Regions from separate parts of the Homo sapiens genome. Here region 1 is linked to region 2. Evidence: read pairs that join two places in POLR2A ChIA-PET (ENCODE). Cell type or tissue: Panc1. All regions are shown on one strand. Links, peaks and the distances in the headings refer to the core of each region. The heading gives the core; the rest is flanking DNA.

Region 1 (12,693 bases), core at 2,333-10,332, 420 kb before region 2:
ACCTGTCATTCCAGGACTTTGGGAGGCTCAGGTGGGAGGACTGCTGGAGGATCGCTTGAGGCCAAGAGCTTGAGACCAGCCTGGGCAATGTAACAAGACCCCGTCTCTACAATAAATTAAAAAAAAAAAAATAGCTGGGTGTGCTGGTGTGCCCCTGTAGAACCAGCCACTTAAGGGGGTGAGGCAGGAGGATGGCTTGATCCCAGGAGTTTGAGGCTGCAGTGAGCTATGACTGTGCCATTGCACTATAGCCTGGGTGACAGATCAAGATCCTGTCTTAAAAAAAAAATTCATTTTGGAAAGTGGTTTTAATTTTTAGTAGAGATGAGTTCTTGCTATGTTGCCCAGCCTGTCTCGAATTTCTGTGCTCAGGCAGTACCCCCGGCTTGGCCTCTCAAAGTGCTGGGATTACAGGGGTGGGCCACCATGCCTGGCTGGAAAGGAGTCTTAATGGACAAGCCAAAAGCTGTTTCAGGTGGTAATAATCTCTCCACTTGGAAGATGTATATCCAATAACCAGCCTTACAGCTTAGCTATGCTTTTGATCATCAATGTATCAATACAATGTCATTGTAATTCTGGACAGGAAATTGGATTCAGCCACTTTTCAAATGCCAGGGTAGGGCACTTCCCAGGTTTTAACTTACAGAAGGACCCTGGGTGTCGAGTTGATACCATTCCTTTTTTTTTTTTTTTTTTTTTTTAAGATGTAGTCTCTCTCTGTTGCCCAGGCTGGAGTGCAGCAGCACGATCTCGGCTCACTGCAAACTCTGCCTCCCGGGTTCAAGTGATTCCCGGGTCTCAGCCTCCTGAGTAGCTGGAATTACAGGTGCATACCACCACACCCAGCTAATTTTTGTATTTTTAGTACAGATGGGGTTTCTCCATGTTGGCCAGGCTGGTCTCAAACTCCTGACCTCAAATGATCCGCCTGCCTTGATCTCCCAAAGTGCTGAGATTAGAGGTGTGACCCACAATGCCCGGCCAAGCTGATACATTTCTAAGTTTAGTGAAAGCTAAAATGGCAGCTGGATTGTTTAAAACAATGTGATGAGAAGAATGCCTTTGTCTATGTGTGTAAATCCCGTGGGATCTACGTGGCATACCTCAAGTTGGTAAAAAATATTTACCATATGCTAGGGAATAAAGGATTCTTACCACTAATGGATAATCCTGCTAAACAGCAGCTGCTTTGTAAAGGGAGTAGACGATCGTTGAAAATCCATATAACTTTAAAGAATTCACCAGCAGGAATTTGTAGGTCCAGAGTATCTTATAAAAGATCGGGTCTCATTGTAGAGGGAAGTGGCAAGGTTAATATAATGAAGTATAATTTGCTGCTATGCTAGACATGTAATCTAATAACAGTACAGTTTGATAAGAAAATTTAAATATATAGTTTTGAAAAGGTTTCAGAAGGGCTCAATGGTTCTGCATCAGAAAGTGAATTTCAGTTACAAGAGGAGGCTCAAGGCAGGGCGGATTAGAAGGCTCAGGGGACATTCAGAGGGTCAATTAGGCTGTTCACTCAATCTTCCTTAAATAGATCAGAAAGCCTAGGACAGAGATACTGTGAATTAGAAAAAAGAAAAGGATCAACAATTCAACAATAAAGAGAAATTTAAGTTAAGAGTTATATCAGTAAAATGTAATTAGGCCAAATTTACCCATAAAAATAAAATACATATTTTTTAAAAATCCAAAAAGGGTGGTAGAAACACATTTTGAGTAAAAAGGCAATGATTAACTAGACTTTTTGTTTTTGGAGACGGGATCTCACTTTGTTGCCCAGGCTGGGGTGCAGTGGCACGATTTTGGCTCACTGCAGCCTTGACCTCCTGGGCTCAAGCAATCCTCCCTCCTCAGTCTCCAAAGTAGCTAAGACTACAGTGAGCACCACCATGCCCAGCTAATTTTTAACTTTTTTTAGTGAGACGATCTCACTACGTTGCCCAGGCTGGTCTCCAGTTCCTGGGTTCAAGTGATCCTTCTGCCTTGGCCTCCCAAAGTGTTGAGGCTACAGGTGTGAGCCAGTGTGCTTGGCCAACTAGATTTTTTTTTTAAGGCTAATTAAGGTAAGGTTTGAAGCCAGACTAATCAATATTATATGTAGCATAATAATGTTAGGGAGAAATAAGAAATGCTAAATGGCACAGTAAATAGAAACATAAGCTTCAACTTGTCTTAAATAAGCAAGAAAATCTATAAAATATGTAAAATAAAAATGGAATGAAATGTACTATTTAAAAGTGTAATCCTACTATTAGGTCGGTGCAAAAGTAACTGTGGTTTTGCCATTACCTTTTTCTTTTTTGACGGAGATTCACTCTTCTCGCCCAGGCTGGAGTGCAGCGGTGCCATCTCAGCTCACTGTAACCTTCACCTCCAGGGTTCAAGCAATTCTCATGCCTCAGCCTCCCGAGTAGCTGGGATTATAGGCATCCACCACCACGCCCGGCTAATTTTTGTATTTTCAGTAGAGGCAGGGTTTAGCCATGTTGGCCAGTGTGGTCTTGAACTTGTGACCTCAGGTGATCCGCCTGCCTCAACCTCCCAAAGCGCTGGGATTACAGGTGTGAGCCACCGCGCCCAACCTGCCATTACTTTTAATGGCAAAAACCGCAATTACTTTTGCACCGACCTAATAGAAAACTACCCCACTAGAAGGATCTAACACAGTTGCGGGGCTTTGATCCCATGGCATCTAAAAACCAGGTCACAGTTCAATTTACAGAGGGGAAATCATTGGAGCATTTGATTAACATGGAAAGGGACACAGGCTTAAACCAAGAGCCTCCACGATTCTTCCCAGACCTATAACAGAATGCTCCTTCTGAACACAGGAATGAAAGAAGAGGATCAGAAGTTCTGAGTGTCACACAGGGTGCACGTTCACTACTTGTAGGTAATGCAGTCCCGTGCTCCCCAAATCCCAGGGATTCACTTGAGCAAATGGGCTGGGACAATCAAGCGTTCAGCAAAGCCCTATGTTTCTTGGTAAACACAAGAAAATAACAAACTCCCCTACACCAGTAATAAACATCCACAAAATGAAATAAAAGATCTGTCTCATTTACAACAGAGGTAAACACAGAAGCACGTGGGAATTAAAATAACATAGCATAAACTCCATCTGTAGAAAAATTGGATTACAAAATGCTTGGAGCAAAGGAAGAGAATGATACATTTATGTGCAGCTGCATTAAATACAAAGAAACATACATTTCTCTCCCAAGTTAATTTATAAAAGTTGGTAAAATGGCCGGGCACGGTGGCTCACGTCTAAAATCCCAGCACTTTGGGAGGCCAAGGTGGGCGGATCATGACGTCAGGAGTTTCAGACCAGCCTGACCAACATGGTGAAACCCCGTCTCCATTAAAAATACAAAAATTAGCTGGGTGTGGTGGCGGTGCCTGTAATCCCAGCTATTGGGGAGGCTGAGGCAGGAGAATTGCTTGAACCTGGGAGGTGGAGGTTGCAGTGAGCTGAGATCGTGCCACTGCACTCCAGCATGGGTGAGAGAGCAAGACTCCATCTCAAATAAAAAAAAAAAAAGTTGGTAAAATGACGAGATGCATACAGAAAAAATAGGTGACCAAAATACTAAAGGTTGTTGTTTTTTTTTCTTTTAAACTAAAAACAACAATAGTAAACTGGCTATACAAATACTGAAATAGAAAACAAGGAGACGTCATCAAGAGTGTGGCACTTATTAGAGTGAAAAACTAGACTGATAGAATGAAATTATAGACAGAAATCCAGAGCTATATGTATTTATACCTGATTTGTCAGATATTATATGTTGGGGGAAGAAATCATCAATATTATTGGGCAAACTGAGTATTAAAGAATAACAAACAGAAACAAATATTATTTTATATGATATAATAAACTTCAGACACATTAAAGATATAATAGGTCATTGAAAAATAAGAAAATGGATTGAGGAGAAAAAACCATTTTCTTTTTTTTTTGAGACAGAGCCTTGCTCTGTCTCCCAGGCTGGTGTGTGGTGGCGTGATCTCAGCTCACTGTGACCTCCACCTCCCGGGTTCAAGGATTCTCCTGCCTCAGCCTCCCAAGTAGCTAGGACTATAGGCACGCGCCACCACACCAGGACAATTTTTGTATTTAGAGTAGAGATGGGTTTACACCATCTTGGCCAGGCTGGTCTTGAACTCGTGACCTCAAGTGATCCGCCTGCCTTGGCCTCCCAAAGTGCTGGAATTACAGGCATGAGCCACCGTGCCTGGCCTGAAAAGACTATTTTCTCTCACTGAAACCACATTAGAAATGATTAAGGATAAGATTGCTGGGACTCATGTTTTTATATATATTATTTTTTGTGTGTGTGTACATACACACACACACACACAAACACACACACACACAAGTTGACCCTCAAATATGGGTCTGAACAATATGGTTCCACTTCAACTTGAATATTTTTCAGTAAAATTACACTGAGTGTGTCTGGCCCCCCTCCCACCTCCTCCACGTCCTCCTCCGCTGTCACCCGAGACAGCGAGACCAACCCTCCTCTTCCTTGGCCTACTTGATGTGAAGACAACAGGGATGAAGACCTTTTTGATGATCCACTTCCACTTAATGAACGGAAAGTGTGTTTTCTCTTCCTTAGGATTTCTTAACATTTTCTTTTCTCTGCCTTACTTTATTGGAAGAATATTGTATATAACATATGTAACTTACAAAACATCTTAATCGGCACTTCATGTAACTGGTAAGGCTTCCGGTCACTAGCAGGCTGTCAGTAAAGCTTTTGAGGAGTCAAAAGTTGTACTTGGATTTTTCACTGTGTCGGGGGTCAGTGCCTCTAACCCCTGTGTTGTTCAAGGGTCAACTATACACGATTCTTTTGGACAGTGAAAATCACTAAAACTCGAGTGAAAAGAAAAGCAATTAATTGATAGGTAAAAGTAACCATAAATGTGAGTAGCTAAAATCCAGAATACGTGTAGAATTACTGCCCAGTTTCCACTGTACCCATTTTTACAGGATATAAGGAAACACACAAAGAGTAAAATAAATAGGGACCTGGCGCTGTGACTCCTGTCTGTAATCCCAGAACTTCGGGAGGGAGAGGTGGGAGGATCGCTTGAGCCCAGGAGTTTGAGACCAGCCTGGGTAACACAGTGAGACCCCATCTCTAAAAATAAAAAGAATTAGCTGGGTGTGGTGGCACTTGCCTATAGTCCCAGCTACTCAGGAGGCTGAGGTGGGAGGATCACTTGAGCCCAGGAGGTCAGGGCTGCAGTGAGTCGTGATTGCGCCACTGCATTCCAGTCTGGGCAACAGAGCTGGATCCTGTCTCAAAACAAATAAAAAGTCATGTGGCACTGTGCAAAGCGGTGGGGGAAAGACGGAGGAGGATCCGGTCAAGACACTGTCAGTCTGACGCAGATGCTTAACCCTTCCTTTGCCACGGTCCCCTCTGGAAGTCTTGTCAAGAATACAGGCATCTATTTGGAATGTTTTAAAGACGTAAGTCCACAAGGCCATTATTGGACAGAAGTCTAATCATGTTTTAAGGACCAAGGAAAACAATTATTTTGAAGTGCAGTTATTGCAATTTTTTTTAATTTTTATTTTTGAGACTGAGTCTAGCTCTGTTGCCCAGGCTGAAGTGCAGTGGTGCAATCTCAGCTAACTGCAACCTCCACCTCCCGGGTTCAAGCGATTCTCCTGCCTCAGCCACCAGAGTAGCTGGGATTACAGGTGCCCACCACCACTCCCAGCTAATTTTTTAAACTTTTAGGAGATATGAGGTTTCACCATGTTGGCCAGACTGGCCTCGAACACCTGACCTCAAAGTGATCTGCCCACCTTGGCCTCTCAAGGTGCTGTGATTACAGGTGTGAGCCAGCGCGCCAGGACAATCTTTTTTTAAAACCAGATTTGTGATACAGGAACAACTGTTCTTTACTGTTGCACTAAATAACAAATCTAAGAACCACTGACATTTTGAAGTAGTGATGAATCCAAACAGCGTTTGTGACCTCCGTAACAACGGGAATGAGATGTGAAAGCCTCTGTGATTTCCACTCGCAACGAGGTCACAGTCTGCAATTACCCCGGTGTGGGGGCTTCATTTACAATGGAAGGAAATGCTACATTGCAGTTAGACACTGATGGAAATAAAGATGTATTTTCTAGGCCGAGTGTGGTGGCTCACGCCTGTAGTCCCAGCACTTTGGGAGGCGGAGGCGGGTGGATCACGAGGTCAGGAGTTCAAGACCAGCCTGGCCAACATGGTGAAACCCTGTCTCTACTAAAAACTACAAAAATTATCTGGGTGTGGTGGCACATGCCTGTGGTCCCAACTACTTGGTAGGCTAAGGCAGGAGAATCGCTTGAACCCGGGAGGCGGAGGTTGCAGAGAGCCACAATTGCATCACTGCACTCCAGCCTGGGTGACAGGGCAAGACTCCATCTCAAAAAAAAAAAAAAAAAAAAAAAAAAGATGTATTTTTTTCTGGGTCCAATTCATGAAGCCCCCAGGTTCTCTCTATAGACCCCACATGAAGAGCCCCTAGAATGAGGGAGACCAGAGCCCTCTTTCACCACAGCAGGTAAGTGTGGGCATAGGAGCAGGCAAGGCAGGGCAGGATCAGCTTGTCAGGAAAGGTAGAACCGGCTGCAAGGTGAGCTGGGGAAAGAAAGGCCTGGGATTCTATAGGACGGTGGAGTTTGAGTTGGCCTAAGATGAGGCTGGGAAGGCAGGGCTGCATCCCAAAGTGCCTTGTGCATCATGCTGTGATTTTGGACTTTCCCTTAGATATGAGAGAGGGTGCCACGGAGAGATTTTAAGTGGGACAGGTTTTAGCAGGATCAGACAGATTTTAGAAAGATAACTTTAGCAGATGCTTGGAGGGTGGTTTTGTCCAGGGAGATACTGGTGGCAGAGGGTCAAGTTCAGAAGATCTTGAAGTGAGACCAAGAGACGAAAAACAAATTAAGGCCGGGTGCGGTGGCTCACGCCTGTAATCCCAGCACTTTGGGAGGCTGAGGCAGGTGAATCACTTGAGGTCAGGAGTTTGCGACCAGCCTGGCCAACATGGTGAACCCTGTCACTACTAAAAATACAAAAATTAGCCAGGTGTAGTGGCGGGTGCCTGTAATCCCAGCTACTCAGGAAGCTGAGGCAGGAGAATCGCTTGAACCTGGGAGGTGGAGGTTGCAGTGAGCAGAGATTGCGCCACTGCAAGTGACAGAGCGAGACCCTGTCTCAAAAAAAAAAAAAAAAAAAGAAAAGCAAAGAAAAACAAATTAAAATGACGGTAGTGAGAGTGGTGATGAAGTTGGGAATGTACAATGTTGCAAGAAGGCGGAACTAACATGAATTAGACAGGAGGGCTCACAAAGGAGTGACGAAATACCCTCAGTTTCTGGAATGAAGGAGGAGCAGGTATGGTCGGGCAGAGGAAGAAAGCAGAAGGGGGCTGACTATAGGGAAGGGGGAAGTTACGGAGAATAACAACTTAATCTGAGTTTGAGATGCTCATAGTAGAAATGTCTAGTAAGAAACTGAAAATATAGAGGTTTTACTATTGGGAAATGAAACTTTTTCTTATTGTTCTGTAAAGATGCGTGTGTGCGTGGCGTGCGCGCGCGCGCGCGCACACACACACACACACTCTCTCTCTCATATATATTGCAAATATTTTTGCCAGTCTGTCTAAATCCATCTGCCCATCCGTCTGTCCATCCATCCATCTATCCACCCGCCCATCCATCTATCCACCCGCCCATCCATCTATCCACCCGCCCATCCATCTATCCACCCGCCCATCCATCTCCACAAAGCTCTGAATTTCTTCCCTTTGTGATTTCTACTTTTGGCATCATGCTTAAAAAAAAGTTTTTCCACCCCCTTATTATATAAATATACACCTAAAATTGCTCCTAGTGTTTTTATGGATTTCTTTCTGGTCACATTTAAATGTTTTAAACATCTAAACTGAGCGTGGTGGCTCACGCCTGTAATCCCAGCACTTTGGCAGGCAGAGGTGGGTGGATCACTTGAGGTCAGGAGTTCAAGACCAGCCTAGCCAACATGGTGAAACCCCATCTTTACTAAAATACAAAAATTGGCTAGGCATGGTGGTGCGCGCCTGTAATCCCAGCTACTCAGGAGGCTGAGGCAGGAGAACTGCTTGAACCTGGGAGGCAGAGGTTGCAGTGAGCCAAGATCACGCCACTGCACTTCAGCCTGGGTGAGACAGCAAGACCCTGTCTCAAAAAAAAAAAATAAATAAATAAAATAAAAAATAAATAAAAATAACTAAATAGATTTTATTTTGCATGGGGCTCAGCTCTGATTCTACTGGCTTCTACATAGTTGGCTTGTTATTCTACCATTTACTAAAGACTCTGTCCTTCTTTAATGTACTTAAATTTGAGCAGTTTTTATGTTCAAACTTTTTTTTTTTTTTTTAAACAGAAATTATGTCTTGCTGTTTTGCCCAGGCTGGTCTTGAATTCCTGGCCTCAAACGACCCTCCTGCCTCGGCCTCCCAAAATGTTAGGATTAGAGGCGTGAGCCACTGCACCTGGCCAATTGAGCAATTTTTATATACAACTTTTTCTTAGTTTTGACGTCTGCAAAAATTCAGAAAGCTACTATAAGAAAATGACAATCAACCATCTGCATAAAAAAAGAATTAGCCACTTAACACAACTGGTCCTTTTTCCATTGGAAAAATCGATCGGAAATTGGATTTCTAATTACATTTGGGCTTTCCACGGAAACCGCAGAACAGCCGGTCATCTATATATTCATTAAATCCTACAAACTGGAGAGTTTTTTTTTTTTTTTTTTGAGATGGAGTCTCACTCTGTTGACCAGGCTGAAATGCAGTGGCATGATCTCGCTGACTCAGCTTTCTGAGTAGCTGGGACTACAGGCGTGTACCACCACGCCCGGCTAATTTTCGTATTTTCAGTAGAGACAGGGTTTCATCATGTTGGCCAGGCCGGTCTTGAACTCCTGACCTCAGGCAATCTGCCCACCACAGTCTCCCAAAGTGCTGGGATTACAGGCGTGAGCCACCACTCCCAGCCTGCAGAGATTTTTTTTTTAAGGGTGGGAAGATCACAGAAATGCTTCGAAGCACACATCGTCCAACTTAGAAGAAGCAAAAAGGTCAAAATATAGGCTATTCCATAAAATTTCAAGAATAAGCTGTGCTTTTGTGCTTCAGGCTATTTGGATAGCAAGGATTCTCAACACTACATAATTTTTTTTATAAGATGGAGTCTTGCTCTGTTGCCCAGGCTGGAGTGCAGTGGCGTGATTTCAGCTCACTGCAACCTCTGCCTCCTGGGTTCAAGCGATTCTCCTGCCTCAGCCTCCCAAGTAGCTGGGATTACAAGCTCCCGTCACCACGCCCAGCTAATTTTTGTGTTTTTAGTAGAGATGGGGTTTTGCTATGTTGGCCAGACTGGTCTCGAACTCCTGACCTCAGGTGATCCACCCATCTCAGCCTCCCAAAGTGATGGAGTTACAGGTGTGAGCCACCTTACCCGGCCAACACTACATAATTTTTATTTTTTCCCAACCCTCTTTAGGAAAATCAGAGGGCACTGCTGTGGTCATGTGGGGGTTAATTCTCACTGATGTTGAATGCCCCAGTCTTTGCTCTGTTCATTGGAGCATTAAATCTGAAGGCTCAGGAGAGTGATGCAGTCGGGCTGTGCGGGAGTGATGCCATAAAGCTCGGCATTAAAAATTCATATTGCAGGCTTGCCTTAGAACTCAGCACTGGCTGAAAGGAGAGGTGGCGAGGAAATATGAGACACCCCACTGTCTTTCTGGCAATTGGAGACATTCCTCAACAAATAGCACCTCGGGAAGAGAATGAAAGGGCAAACAAGCCGTGAAGGAAATCAATGAGTTCAATTATCTCGCTCGCTCCTGCCTTCCTATAGGAAACTTTTCATTCTTTGAGGTGGGTTCCAAAAAGTTTTTTAACGAAATCCCCGAACAAGAGCCCTGGGCATCCTTGCTGGGTGCCTGGCTGTTTGGCACCTCTTTTAATTTGTTTCACACCAGCCCACGGTGCCCCAAATTTTCCAAGTCAGATGGAACCAGATCTCCAATGCGGGCCGCCACCTTGGTGTCACAGTCAGCTGGGCGGGGACCGAACAACTTGTTCTCACTTTAAAACTTGGATCTTGCAAAAATGTGGCACATAGAAGACAGTTAGTTACTAGATTATTAACCTCTGGTGTTGATTTTTTCTTTGAGATGGAGCCTCACTCTGTTTCCCAGGCTGGAGTGCAATGGCACAATCTCGGCTCACTGCAGCCTCTGCCTCCCAGGTTCAAGCCATTCTCCTGCTTCAGCCTCCCGAGTAGCTGGGATTACAGGCACCCACTACCACGCCCAGCTAATTTTTGTATTTTTAGTAGAGACAGGGTTTTACCATGTTGGCCAGGCTGGTCTCGAACTCCTGACCTCAAGTGATCTGCCCATCTTGGCCTCCCAAAGTGCTGGGATTACAGAGGTGAGCCACTGTGCCCAGCCCTGGTGTTTGATTTTTTAGAGACCCATCTATGAAGGCATTTGCAGCTGTGCAATGGTTTGAACTTGGAACTTTTGGCCACCACATTTAGTGGCACCTCAATGGTGACTGATGCAGATTTTAAAATTTAGGGTCCCTGAGGAAGATGATGGGAAACAAAGCTTTACACCTGGGTGCCCCAGCTGTGGCACGCTAATATGGATGAGTAGGTCTTGCAGTGCGGATAATGATTTTTACAAACTCATCATGGAAAGCGACATAATTCTTAAGAGTGGGAAGAGACCTTGAGCAGGGGGAGGTAAGCAGACCTTTTTAAAATGTGCCAGGTGATGCCAGGTGCCTTGCAGGCAGCAGGAGCAGCAATGTCAGCCACCCTTTATAGAGGTCCTGTACCAGGCACTAATGTGGCATTCTTTTCTCTTTTTTTTTTGAAACAGAGTCTCTGTTGCCCAGGCTGGAGTGCAGTGGCGGGATCTCAGCTCACTGCAACCTCCACCTCCCCAGTTCAAGTGATTCTTCTACTTCAGCCTCCCGAGTAGCTAGAATTACAGACACATGCCACCACGCCCAGCAAATTTTTGTATTTTTAATAGAGACAGGGTTTCCTCATGTTGGCCAGTCTGGTCTCAAACTCTTGGCCTCAAGTGATCCACCTGCCTTGATCTCCCAAAGTGCTGGGATTACAGGTGAGGCGTGGCATTCTTTTATTTCACTTATGAAAATACTAAGGTCTGAGTAAGGAAACCTCCTGCCCTGCTTGAGGTTACATAATTCATGGAGTTGGGAATTAAACCCAGGTCTTTACGATGTTGCGACCCAGGTTCTTCCCACCGTGACTCATGCTGTGCCCGGTGCCCTGGATGCAGCCCTGCCTGAAGGCCACTCCACAAACAGGCCCTGCTGGGGGACAGCATCCGAGATCCAGGTCTCTGGGAAGTAGAACTGGGCAAGAAAGTGCAAGAGGCTGACAAAAGGGCCAGCTCCTCCGTCCTGCCTGGCACCCGGCCCAATCCGGTGCTGCGGCCGAGGGAGGGGCTTTGTGGGGTCACACCTGGGGACAGATGGGACCAGAGTCAGGGTCTCTGAGCCGTGCATATCATCCACTGTCCCTGACTTTTCACTAGAGGCATCTACAAACGTCATGGAGCAGCAGTCTAGGAACAGAGGCCCCGTGCCAGTACTGCCATGAGCCCTTGGAGAATTCTGGGCTTCCAAACGCTCTTGTCTGATGATGGCCTTGGGAGGCTACCTCAAGATGCCACAGCCGGCTGGGCGTGGTGGCTCACGCCTGTAATCCCAGCCCTTCTGGAGGCTGAAGTGGGCCGATCACCTGAGGTCAGACCAGCTTGGCCAACTGGCGAAACCCTGTCTCTACTAAAAATACAAAAATTCACTGGGCGTGGTGGCACACACCTGTAGTCCCAGCTACTCAGGAGGCCGAGGCAGAAGAATCGCTTAAATCTGGGAGGTGGAGGTTGCAGTGAGCCGAGATCATGCCACGGCACTCCAGCCTGGGTGACAGAGCAGGACTCCGTCTCAAACAAAACAAAACAAACAAACAAACAAACAAAAAACACGAAAAAGATGCCACAGCCACTGGCAGAACATGAAGGCATAGAAAGAACAGGGACAAAGCTCCCCAGATTAAACCCCAAAGGGCAATGAAAGCAGTGTAATAAATCAGGCTCCTGAACAGCAGGGAAATAAGTGGTAAGTCTTAGGGCTCACCTACGTGATGGAATGTTATGCAGTATGCACTGTGTTTCTGAAGAATATTTAATGATAAGCAAGAAATATTTACAACATGTCAGGTAAAAAAAAAAACAAAAACAAAAAACAAACCCTAGAAATCAAAATCATGTTATCAGTCTATGCCACTGGTAAAAAACAGACGAGTTTGGGCGAAGCAGCTCATGCCTATAATCCCACTCAGCACTTTGGGAGGCCAAGGTGGGAGGATTGTTTGAGCCCAGGAGTTCAAAACCAGCCTGGGCAACACGGCAAGACCCTGTCTCTACAAAAAATACAAAACTGGCCTGGTGTGGGGTGCACACCTGCAGTCCTAGCTACTCGGGAGGCTGAGGTGGGAGGATCGCTCAAGCCCAGGAGTTGGAGGCTGCAGTGAGCTATGATAGTGCAACTGCCCTG
Region 2 (12,693 bases), core at 1,816-9,815:
GAGGTTTCCTGCCCAGAAAGTAAAGGAGGGCCGGTCCTGACACTTGAGGTGCCCCAGGCAGGAGAGAGATCACAGGGATGGCTGCCTTGGGCTCTGCACCTGTGAGCAGCAAGTCTTCTCATCTGTAAAATGGGATGATCACAGTGCCTGCCACACAGGACAGGAGAGAGCATCAGGTGAGCCCCAGCTGCGAGTCAGAGGAAACCATTCCGTCCCCAACCTTGTCTGTCTGAAGATGGCAGGGCTGGCAGCTTCTCCTCTGTTTGGAGGTGGTGATGTGATCATATAAAGGCAGGGGCTTGGGCCGGGCGCGGTGGTTCACACCTGTAATCCCAGCACTTTGGGAGGCTGAGGCAGGACAATCACTTGATTCCAGAAGTTCAAGACCAATGTGGGCAACATAGTGTCTCTACAAATAATGAAAGAAAAAAATGGCCGGGCGCGTTGGTTCACGCCTGTAATCCCAGCACTTTGGAAGGCCGAGGTGGGTAGATCACCTGACCTGAGGTCAGGAGTTCGAGATCAGCCTGGCCAACATGGTGAAACCCCATCTCTACTAAAAAATACAAAAAAATTAGCCGGGTGTGGTGGCGCATGCCTGTAATCCCAGCTACTTGGGAGGCTAAGGCAGGAGAATCACTTGAACTCGGGAGGTGAAGGTTGCAGTGAGCCAAGATTGTGCCACTGCACTCCGGCCTGGGTGACAGAGCGAGCCTCTGTCTCAAGAAAAAAAAAATTGAAAATAAATAAATAAAGCCAGTTATGGTGGCGCACGCCTGTGTGGTCCTGGCTACTTGGGAGACTGAGGTGGGAGGATCACTGGAGGCCAGGGGCTTGAGACTGCAGTGAGCTATGATTTTGCCACTGCACTCCAGCCTGGGTGACAGAGTGAGACTTTGTCTGGAAAAAAAACCCAAACAAGCCACAAAACCAAACCAAACCAAAACAAAAAACCATATTCTTGGTTGATGTGTGCCCTGGGAGAATGTCTGAGTGACTCTAAGGGTCCGATTGAAGCGGAGGATCGTTGTCCCCATGACAGAGGGACACAGAGACCATCTGGGTCCTGTGTGGCCGATTTCTAGGAAGATCCCAAAGTCCAAGCAAGCCCCTCCCCATCTGTCCTCCCTCTCACCTCTGTAGACTGGTTCTGAGAAAGGGCCCCTCCTCGTCCAGCTCCTCCCAGCTCGGGCCCCAGTCCTGGGGTGTCTACTTCCCAGCGTCCTTAGTCCCATGCCCCCTCCGCCTTCTCATCCTGGCGGTTGTCCTCACTTAGGTTATTCTCCGACTTCTTGCACCTCCCACCTCCTCCTACCCACCCCTAGAACTCTTCCCTAGCTGCTGCCAGACCGATCCTGAGAAGGGGCTCAAAGTCCCTTGGTATATGTGTAACTGCAGGGATCAAAGACCTTCTGTGGCTCCCCAGTGCCCCAAGGGATCTGCACTCGTGGGCTGCCCTGCCCAGGCCTGCCCGGTCCGTGTCTTAATGGCCTGCATTCTGGTTTCCAGGCACACAGTCCTGCTGGCGTACCCGATGCGTTCTCCGCGTTCTCCATGTTCTTCCTTCTCCCTGGGTGTTCTTCCCGGCACCTCCCCGCCTGTCCCATCCAGGGCTGGGGATCCTGTGCTCTCTTTCCTCATGAACTCCCATCCTCATGAACTCCCACCAGACCCCTAGTTGGAACCACCTCTCCGGAACACTCTGGGGATAAGCGTGTTGGGGTGGAACGGGGAGGGTGGATGGGCACCGAGCTGGTTCTCAGCTGGGGCTCTGGTTTTCTTTGAGGGAGTCTGATCACTCATCCCTCAGGCCTCCCCAGGGCCCTCCTATGAATCCCCATACCAAGAGGCCTCTGTAGCTGAGCCATTGCCCCTCTTCCCGGGCAGTGGGGCTGTCTGAGGCCCTAGAGTCTCTGCTCTGCCCAGTTTAGTTCATTTCCGGTGTTGCCGGCATGGGGCAGGGCCTCTTACTTGCCCCGGGAGAGCCAGTGGTGGGGAACTCTGCACAGCCCTCACAAGTGTGGTCGGCGACCTCCCTCCCGGGGACCTCGCCTCCTGGTTTCGGGAGGCGCTACCCCGCCCTCCACCCTGTGTAGCCTTTTAGAGAGGCGATTGAGTTCAGACAAAGTCTTGGATCAGGGCTGAACCGAATCAAACATCCTGGAGCACCCCTACTCCCCGACCTGCCCCCCATCTCTCTGGGTGTTGAAGCTGCCCCTCCGGTGATCAACACGCTTGCCCACCCCCGGGGAAATGTGAATGTGGTCTGGGCCATGATTCACCACCGTTGCTTCCATGAGGTCATCTGCGGCCTCTTTCCCCCACGGGGCTGGCGCAGGGGGCTGGACCGGCTGGTCCCCCTCTCTCCCTCCCTCTGCCGGGCAGGAGGGAAGGCAGGAAGACAGGCTATCTGTGCCACCATCTAATTACCCCGGGAGGTAATTGCTCGGGATTTTCTCTGACATCTTGAGATTTCTCTCTGAGCCTTCCACAGTGGAGACAAATAACCCTTAAGGAGGCTACGGGCCCCAAGACAGGGCCTATTGCTAAACCCTGACAACTCCCCATCAGCCCCGCCGCGACGTGCCCGAGCTTTGAGACAGCGTGAGTTTATGACAGGTCCCATTAAGTCTCTTGCACAAGCACTGAGTGTTGAAATACCCAACAGATGATGACAGTGTTGAAATAACCTGTCGTCTCAGCACTTTCCCCACCATTAGCCAGATGTTCCAGCCCTCAAAAGCGTTCGCAGCCTTTTGCAGGGAGGGAGGGGGCTCGGATTAAGGCAGCCCAGGTCCCAGTGGGAGTATGGTTCGGGGGGTCTGGGGCTGAGGGCAGCTGGGGTTCCCAAGAGAACAGGGTGAGGGGTGGTCTAGGATTGGAAGGATGTGAGAACAGGCAGAAGGGGGCATGGGTGCAGCTGTCCCTTCATCCCAGAGTCCACAATCACTGTGGAAGGGGTGCAAGGGCAGAGACGGCTCTGTGCCCTCTAGATGTGGGACTGTTTTTGGAGGGAATCTTGTGTGGCTCAGAGAGGTGATTTCTCAAGACCCAACCAGGAAAGGATGAGACCTTGTCTTTTTTTTTTTTTTTTTTTTTTTTGAGACAGAGTCTTGCTCTGTTACCCAGGCTGGAGTGCAGTGGCGCCATCTCAGCTCACTGCAACTTCTGCTTCCTGGATTCAAGCAACTCTCCTGCCTCAGCCTCCTGAGTAGCTGAGATTACAGGCGTGTGCCACCACGCCCGGTTAATTTTTTGTATTTTTAGTAGAGACAGGGCTTCCTCATGGTAGCCAGGTGGGTCTCAAACTCCTGACCTCAGGTGATCTGCCCACCTCAGCCTCCCAAAGTGCTGGGATTACAAGCATGAGCCACTGCGCCCAGCCGGCCTTGTCTTTTAAAAATTATTATTAGGCTGGCATGGTGGCTCACACCTGTAATCCCAGCACTCTGGGAGGCTGAGGCGGGCAGATCACCTGAGGTCAGGAGTTCGAGACCAGCCTGGCCAACATGGTGAAGCCCCGTCTCTACTAAAAATACAAAAGTTAGCCAGGCATGGTGGCGCATGCCTGTGATCCCAGCTACTCGGGAGGCTGAGGCAGAAGAATCACTTGAACCTGGGAGGCAGAGGTTGCAGTGAGCTAAAATCATGCCACTACACTCTTGCCCGGGCAACAGAGTGAGAATCCATCTCAAAAAAAAAATTATTATTATGCATATTTTATTTACATATAGATGAGGTCTTGCTATGTTGCCCAGGTTGGAGTGCAGTCATGCGATCTTGCCTCACCGCAGCCTATGCCTCCTGGGTTCAAGAGATTCTCCTGCTTCAGGCTCCCGAGTAGCTGGGACTACAGGTGTGCACCACCACACCTAGCTAATTTTTGTATTTTTAGTAGAGATGGGGTTTCACATGTTGGCCAGGCTGGTCTCGAACCCCTGACCTCAGGTGATCTGCCCACCTCAGCCTCCCAGAGTGTTGGGATTACAGCTGTGAGCCACTGTGCCAGGCCAACAGCCTCCTTCTCTTATTCATCTTTGTGATCCGAGACAGAGGTCCCTGCCAGGGATGCTGAGAAAGCCCAGCATGTGAGTGGGTGGAAGGGAGGGGACAAGAGAAGATGTGTGGATCAGGGGAAGCCATGGTGGCATGCATTTGGGGTCCACTGAGTCGCCCATGTTGCCCTCATTTCTTCCAGGCTGTCTTGACTGGGGACTCCAAGTGCATGTTCGTTTTTTTTTTTGTTTTTTTTTTTTTTTGAGATGGAGTTTGGCTCTGTCGCCCAGGCTGGAATGCAAGCGGCACGATCTCGGCTCACTGCAAGCTCCGCCTCCCGGGTTCGTGCCATTCTCCTGCCTCAGCCTCCCGAGTAGCTGGGACTACAGGCGCCCGCCACCAGGCCCAGCTAATTTTTTGTATTTTTAGTAGAGCCGGGGTTTCACCATGTTAGCCAGGATGGTCTCGATCTCCTGACCTTGTGATCCACCCGCCTCGGCCTCCCAAAGTGCTGGGATTACAGGCGTGAGCCACCGCGCCCGGCTCCAAGTGCATGTTCAAAGTTGGGTCAGGAAGACCCCGCTTCCTCCTGGGGCACATGGCAGGGCATTGGAAGTGGCCTTTGGGAGACCACACTTTACTTGGGGAGTAGCTAATGATGTAGTCAGCAGGCCAGGGTCCGGGGCCTTCAGATCACTCACTGGAGAGGTTTCAGGAGCCAGGATCCCTGCCTTGGTTTACATCCCAGCTTCATTCTTTTTTTGAGACGGAGTCTTGCTGTGTCGCCAGGCTGTAGTGCAGTGGCATAATCTCGGCCCACTGCAACCTCCACCTCCTGGGTTCAAGCGATTCTTGTGCCTCAGCCTCCCAAGTAGCTGGGATTACAGGCAAGCACCACCACACCCAGCTATTTTTTGTTTTGTATTTTTAGTAATTTTGTATTTTTTTTGTATTTTAGTTTTTTTTTTTTTTTTTTTTTGTATTTTCACCATGTTGGCCAGGATGGTCTTGATCTCCTAACCTTGTGATCCGCCTGCCTCGGCATCCCAAAGTGCTGGGATTACAGGCATGAGCCACTGTGCCTGGCCAGCTCCATTCTTTCATGGGTGACCTCGGGCAATGCCTTCACCTCCTGGTGCCTCAGTTTCCCCATCTGTAAAAGGGAAACCAATAGTTCCAGCTGTGTTTGCTTTATACCTACTGCTTTGTTGCTCACACATGCAAAGGGACTTTCTAATAGCAATGTTGTTAAATAACACTAGGTTTTTTAATGAACATTATAAGGGTTGGTCATTGGAGGTGTTCAAGCCAGGAGGGGACAATTGTCCACTGTTGACAGGACTCCAGCATTAGGTGGGGCTGGGCTGAAAGTTGAGTTCCTCCATCTGTTGCTGATTTGAGGAGTTAAGTGGAGGAGTTTGCAGCTAATAACTGAGCCCCAAGGAGCTCCAGCTGTGAAGAGGATGTAAAATAGAAAAGGGGCTAAGTTTTTTTTTTTTTTTTTTGAGACGGAGTCTCATTCTGTCTCCTAGGCTGGAGTGCAGTGGCGTGATCTTGGCTCACTGCAGCCTCCGCCCCCCAGGTTCAAACGATTCTCCTACCTCAGCCTCCTGAGTAGCTGAGATTACAGGCGCCTGCCAACACACCTAGCTAATTTTTGTATTTGTAGTAGAAACGGGGTTTCACCATATTGGCCAGGCTGGTCTCAAACTCTTGACCTCAAGTGATCCGCCCGCCTCAGCCTCCCAAGGTGCTGGGATTACAGGCGTGAGCCACCACACCTGGCCAAAGATTTTATTTTTAGTACCTTCCCCTTTCTTTTGCTTCTGGAACTCAGTGTCCCCATGCTGTCACTCCCTTTCAGGAAAGGACTGGCTATCAGCCATTCACACCTTAGTAAGAATTGCTTTCCTGGGAACTTGGCTTTCCTGGGCTGGGATGTCTAGGAATTCAGGGATCAGGCTGGGCAGGTAGAACTATGTCTCTGGGCTGAGGCCCAGGCACCCTGGAGATGACAGTGCTGCCATCTTCGGCTGCGTGGGCTCAGCTTGGCTCTGGAGATCAATCCTGCTCTTGTTTGCTCGGAGCACTAGGGTGGCTTTCTGCCAACACCTCCCCTCATCCTCCAGGCTCAGAGGAAGTGGTGGGTCCTGACTGGGGAACCAGCCTGGGGCAGCGAGACAGGCGGTCCTGGGTTCCACAAGCTGTGTGATGTTGGCTGAGTGTCTACTCCTCTCTGAGCTTTAGTTCTGCCATCAGTATTAGGGACTCCGGGAGCATGTGGCTTACAGGGTGACTGTAGGATGTGACATGTTCAGGCATATGGGTGACTGCAGGAGGGGAGCCTGTGGCCATGATGATGCTGGGCTGGGGGACTGGCATGCGATAGGTGTTAACAAGTAGGCACTGGCTGGATTTGAAAGGGCAGTTGCTGGCCAGGAACAGTGGCTCATGCCTGTTATCCCAGCACTGTGGGAAGCAGAGGTGGGTAGATCACTTGAGGCCAGGAGTTCAGGACCAGCCTGGCCAACATGGTGAAACCCTGTCTCTACCGAAAGTATAAAATTAGCCAGGTGTGGTGGTGGGCACCTGTAATCTCAGCTACTTGGGAGGCTTTAGCAGGAGAATCGCTTGAACCCAGGAGGTGGAGGTTGCAGTGAGCTGAGATTGCACCACTGGACTCCAGCCTGGGTGACAGAGCAAGACTCCATCTCAATAATAATAATAATTATAAATGAAAGGGCAGTTGCTCTGCTGAGGAGCTAGGTGGCCAGGGCACTGCTTACCCCAAACCTTAGCTCAACGGGGTGCCAGTTTCAATGTGTTCAACTCCTCCTCTGTCACCGCCTTTCTGGTCTGGGCCACCATCATCTCTCTCCTATACAGATCTTAGAGCCTCCTAACTCATCCCCCATGGATCAGCCTCCCTCTGGCAGCCAGAGTAACCTTTTTGCTTTCCAGAGTAATCTTTAAAAATCCTAAATCAGGCCGGGTGTAGTGGCTTGTGCCTGTAATCCCAGCACTTTGGGAGGCCGAGGTTGGGGGATCACTTGAGCCCAGGAGTTGGAGGCTAAAGTGAGCTATGATTGTACCACTGCACTCCAGCCTGGATGACAGCATGAGACCCTGTCTCTAAAAAATAATAATTAAAAAAATATATATATATGAGGCTGGGTGTGGTGGCTCACACCTGTAAATCCAGCAGTTTGGGAGGCCAAGGTGGGTGGATTACTTGAGGAAAGGAGTTCAAGACCAGCCTGGCCAACATGGTGAAACCCTGTCTCTACTAAAAGTACAAAAATTAGCCGGGTGTGATGGCGGTCACCTGTAGTCTCAGCCTATCAGGAGGCAGAGGTGAGAGAATCACTTGAACCCGGCAGGTGGAGGTTGCAGTGAGCTGATATCACGCCACTACACTCCAGCCTGGGTGACAGAGCGAGACTCTGTCTTAAAAACAAAAACAAAAACAAAAACAAAATCAGATCAAAGAACATCCCTGCCTTGCCCTTCATCCCTTCAATGATCACTGGAGTCTTTCCATTGCACAGAAAATCTAGTCTCTCCCTGGCTCTTCTTATGATTCCATCTTTCTCATCATTCCAATTTAACTGTCAGCTAAAATGTCACCTCCTCCAGGATGTCCTCCTGAACTACTCCATCTAATGGAGCTTGCACCTCCATCCCCAGTTACTCCCTATCATATCCATTTATTTCCATTAAAGTCTCCTTTTTTTTGTAAAGTCCCATGTGTGTTCATTTCACGCATTTATTGTTTATCTTGTCCCCACCCCGCTCTGGAATATGAGGACCTTGTCTTTCTTGCCCACCGTGGCATCCCTGCTATGTCTCACAGTGCCTTGCACGTAGTAGGTGCTCAGTAGTCTGTGAGTGCATGAAGATGTCAGGTGATGAACCCACACATTTATATTGGGGAATGATCATTTATTGAAGAACCAGGCCAGCCATGGTGGCACATGCCTGTAGCTTTGGGAGGCTGAGGTGAGTGGATCGCTTGAGCTCAAGAGTTCAAGACCAGTCTGGGGAACATGGCAAAACTCCATCTCTACAAAAAAAAAAAAAAAAAATTAGCCAGGTGAGACGTTGCATGCCTGTAGTCCCAGCTACTCGGGAGGCAGAGGTGGGAGGATTGCTTGAGTCCAGGAATTTGAGGCTGCAGAGAGTCTGAGATTGCACCGCTGTGTTCCAGCCTGGGCAACAGGGTTAGACCCTGTCTCAAAAAAAAAAAAAAAAAAAAAAAAAAAAGAGCCTACTCTGGGCCAAGTAATTTACATATAGCCCACCCTTCAACAGGGGCTGCCATGAACATCGACTGGGGATTTTTAATAACTAACCATGCCTGGGCCTCTCCCAAGATACTGGTTCAACTGATCCCAGGAGGGGCCAGGACACAGTATTAAAAACCTCTCTTGGGGGCCAAGCACTGTGGCTCACACCTATAATCCCAGCACTTTGGGAGGCCGAGGCAGGAGGATGGTTTGAGGCCAGGAGTTTGAGACCAGCCTGGGCAACGTAGCAAAACCCTATCTCTAAAAAAAATAAATAAATAAAAGCAAGACACACAACTCTCTTGGCCTCTTGGTGATCAAATGTGTCTCTGAGGCTAAGAACAACTGATAACTGATATAGTCCTTTTAAAAAAAAAAACTTTTTTTATTTTAAATTATTAATAATTTTAGATTTACTGAAAAGTTGTACAAATAAAGTTTCTGTATAGGTCACACCCAGCTTTCCCTAAAGTTAATGTCTTATATAAACACAGTGCAATAATCAGAAGCAGATTAACGTGGGTGCAATACCATTAAGAAAACTGCAAAGCGTGTTTATTTGAATTTCACTGGTTTTTTCATGGCTCTCTTTATTCTGTCTCAGGATCCTGCTCTCAGGATCCCACGTTGCATGTAATTGTTATTTCTCCTTCACCTCCTGCTGTTGGTGGTAGCTCCTCAGTCTTTCTTCTTTCATAACCTTGACACTTTGGAAGTCATTTTTTTTTTCTTTTTTGAGACAGGGTCTCACGGTGTTGCTCAGGCTGGAGTGCAGTGGCACAATAATAGCTCATTGCAGCCTCCACTTACTGGCCTCAAGCAATCCTCCCACCTCAGCTTCCTGAGTAGCTGGGACCACAGGCATGTACCACCATGCTAGGCTATTTTTTTATTTTTATTTTTTAGTAGAGACGGTGTCTCCTTATGTTGCCCAGGATGGTGTTGAACTCCTGGGCTCAAGCAATGCTCCTGTTTAAGCCTTCCAAAGTGCTGGGATTATGGACATGAGCCACTGCCACTGTGCCCAGCCTGGAAGTCACTTTTTTTTTTTTTTTGAGACGGAGTCTTGCTCTGTCATCCAGGCTGGAGTGCAGTGGTGCCATCTCGGCTCACTGCAACCACCACCTCCTGGGTTCAAGCGATTCTCCTGCCTCAGCCACCCAAGTAGCTGGGATTACAGATGCGAGCCACCATGCCCAGATGATTTTTGTATTTTTAGTAGAGACAGGGTTTTGCCATATTGGCTAGGCTGATCTCAAACTCCTGACTTCAGGTGATCTGCCTGCCTTAGCCTCCCAAAGTGCTGGGATTGCAGGTGTGAGCCACCGCGGCCGGCCGGAAGTCACTTTTGAAGACTAACCCCAATCAGCTATTTTGTCCAATTTCCCTCAATTTTGAGTTTGTCCAGTGCATTCTCTTGCTCAGAGCGAGTGTATGCATTTGGGGTGAGAATATCACAAAGATAACATCACGTCCATCTCAGTGCAGTCTGCGCGCATCTTGCGGTATGAGTCTTGCTCACTGATTACAGGGGTTTCTCCCTGTACAGTTACTGTCTCCCTTCTCTTGCTAGTTAATCGTTATTTTGGGGTGATACTTTGAGACCAGGCACATCCTGTTTCTGCTTAAACTTTCATCCATCAATTTTAGCATCCATTGGTGATATCATTTGCCACAATCGTTGTCTACTGGTGACTTTCCTATTTCCTTCTTTTCTTGTACACATATTAATCAGAATTCTACTGTATGAAAGAGCGGTCCTTCTGTCCCCATTTATTTAGCTATGCAATTATTTATTAAGTATGGTATAGCCCCTCTTTTATTATTTTTTTATTTTTTGAGATGGAGTCTCTCTCTTGTTGCCCAGGCTGGAGTGTAATGGCACGACCTTGGCTCATTGCAACCTCCCCCTCCCAGGTTCAAGTGATTCTCCTGCCTCAGCCTCCCGAGTAGCTGGGATAACAGGTGTGCGCCACCACGCCCGGCTAATTTTTTGTATTTTTAGTAGAGACGGGGTTTCACCATGTTGACCAGGCTGGCCTCAAACTCCTGACATCAGGTGATCCACCCACCTCAGCCTCCCAAAGTGCTGGGATTACAAGCATGAGCCACCACCCCCGGCTAGCCCCTCTTTTAATCTCTATTAAATCTTGCTACCTGGGGAACCAAGCATCACTATTGCAATTTAGGAACAAGGAAACGTGGCTGGGAGTTACATCAATCACATGCCTAAGGTCTCACAGCTGGTAAATGGCCAAGAAGGGACACAAAGTTACCCCGGCCCAGCTCAGTGGCACATGCCTGTAGTCCCAGCTACTCAGGAGGCTGAGGTAGGAGCATCATTTGAGCCCGAGAGGTCAAGGCTGTAGGGAGCTGTGATTGCACCACTGCACTCCAGCCTGGGTGATAGAGCAAGACTCTGTCTCTAAAAAAAAGTAACCCCAGATTTGGTTCCCATCCATCTTTTTTTTTTTTTTTTTTTTTTTTTTTTTTTTTTTATGGAATCTCCCTCTGTCACCCAGGCTGGAGTACAGTGGTGTGAGATTTCTGTTCGCTGCAACCTCGGCCTCCTGGGCTCAAACGATTCTCCTGCTGAAGCCTCCTGAATAGCCGGGATTACAGGCGCCTGCCACCACGCCCAGCTATTTTTTTGTATTTTTAGTAGAGACGGGGTTTCACCATGTTGGCCAGGCTGGTCTCGAACTCCTGACCTCCCCAAGTGCTGGGATTACAGGCATGAGCCATTGTGCCCAGCCCCCATCCATCTTTTGAAACTGGTCCACAACTGCAACCTCTTACCAACCCTCTGCCTCCAGTCCTGGCCTCGTAACCCACATTTCCCCTTAGCGCATCAAAGCACTTTGAGTCCTTCTGGTGGCTCCTTGTGTGCTCTGGATGGTGCTCGGACTCCATAGCCCAGGTGCAAAGGCCCTTTAGGATCTGGCCTCGGGCCTCCTGTCTCCCGCCCTCCCTTGCACACTCCAGTCTACTGTTCCCAAAGCCCCTCTGTCTCACTTCCGGACCTTCGCACGTGTTGCTCTCCTCCTGCACCTGCCTCACTCCTCTCCCAACCCAGGGCACAGCATCAGGAAGGCATGGGCCAAGGGACACCTTCCTACACCGTCTGTGTGGGGCCAGATCCCCAGCACCCTGGCCACAGGAAGTTAATATTTACTGAATAGATGAAAAATCTCCAGGTGTGGTGGCTCATGCCTGTAATCCCAACACTTTGGGAGGCTGAGGTGGGTGGATCACCTGAGGTCAGGAGTTTGAGACCAGCCTGGCCAACATGGTGAAACCTTGTCTTCACTAAAAATACAAAAATTAGCTGGGCGTGGTGGCAGGCACCTGTAATCCCAGCCACTCAGGAGGCTGAGGTAGGAGAATCACCTGAACCTGGGAGGCGGAGTTTGCAGTGAGTCGAGATCACACTATTGTGCTCTAGCCTGGGTGACAGAGCAAGACTCCGAAAGAAAAGAAAAAAAGAAAAGAAAAGAGAAAAGAAAAGAAAGAGAAAAGAAAAATCAACTCCAAAGCCCACGCTCTTTCGGCCACCCTGCGTGCCTACCGCGTGCATAGCAGTGAGTGAACACCTGTAGGAAATGACATGAATTGGTGGGAGAAACAGACAGCACTAGCTATGGGAGGACCTGGGAGGACTTGGCATTGACAAAGGTCTACTAAGTAGCAGCCTCTCCCCACGGTCATTTCAGTCCTTTGTCTTCAATATACCGTTCTAGAGATTAGGAAATGGAGGCTCAGAGAGGGCAAGTCACTTGCCTGGGGTCACACAGCTGGTTGGCACGAGAACCACAATTTGAACTCAGGCCTGTAGGATGCCAGAGCACATGTGCTAGCCACTACCTCACACAGCCTCTTCACACCCGCCTATGGGGAGCGCTCTGTCCAGACACAGAACTTCCTCTAGGCACCAAGTGCAGTGGCTTTTTTTGCGTGTCATTTTTCACCCTCGGACCCTGCCTCTTTAAGTGTTTCTGTTATCGTTAAAAGAGCAATAAGGCTGGGCATGGTGGCTCATGCCTGTAATGCCGGCACTTTGGGAGGCGGGCGGATCACCTGAGGTCAGGAGTTCGAGATCAGCCTGGCCAACATGGTGAAACCCCATCTCTACAAAAATACAAAAATTAGCCTGGCATGTTGGTGGGCAGCTGTAATGAGGCAGGAGAATCACTTGAGGTTGCAGTGAGCTGAGATCGCGCCACTGCACTCCAGCCTGGGCGACAAAGTGAGACTCCATCTCAAAAAAATAAAAGAAAAAAAGAAAAAAAAAAGCAATAAAAGACAGCATAATTGGAACACAAAGGCGACGGCCTGGCCAGCCCTCCCTGGGGAGTGGAGTGCCAGGAACTTGGGTGTGATCCTACCTGTGATTAATGCTGCAAAATTACAG

The links. ChIA-PET counts read pairs that join two places held together with the same protein. Peaks named below come from ENCODE experiments on the same cell type or tissue, not always from the same donor. Only the 100,000 strongest peaks of a DNase experiment are listed, where the experiment ranks them.
Region 1: POLR2A ChIA-PET joins it to region 2 with 12 read pairs; 2 of 35 experiments call an interaction of 5 or more read pairs at or near these places.

What each region holds. Positions count from the first base shown.
Region 1 is chr7:102,127,256-102,139,948 of GRCh38, reverse strand. The region is part of intron 8 of CUX1 (cut like homeobox 1); the gene reads right to left. Among named protein-coding and RNA genes, the nearest start is that of SH2B2, 150 kb to the left of the region's middle. RefSeq lists an enhancer at 5,246-5,540. In Panc1, for the core only: no CTCF peak of the experiment used is centred there; DNase peaks (open chromatin) are centred at 4,478, 4,722, 4,968 and 5,348; H3K27ac peaks cover 3,056 bases.
Region 2 is chr7:101,707,802-101,720,494 of GRCh38, reverse strand. No RefSeq gene overlaps it. Among named protein-coding and RNA genes, the nearest start is that of MYL10, 85 kb to the right of the region's middle. In Panc1, for the core only: no CTCF peak of the experiment used is centred there; no DNase peak of the experiment used is centred there.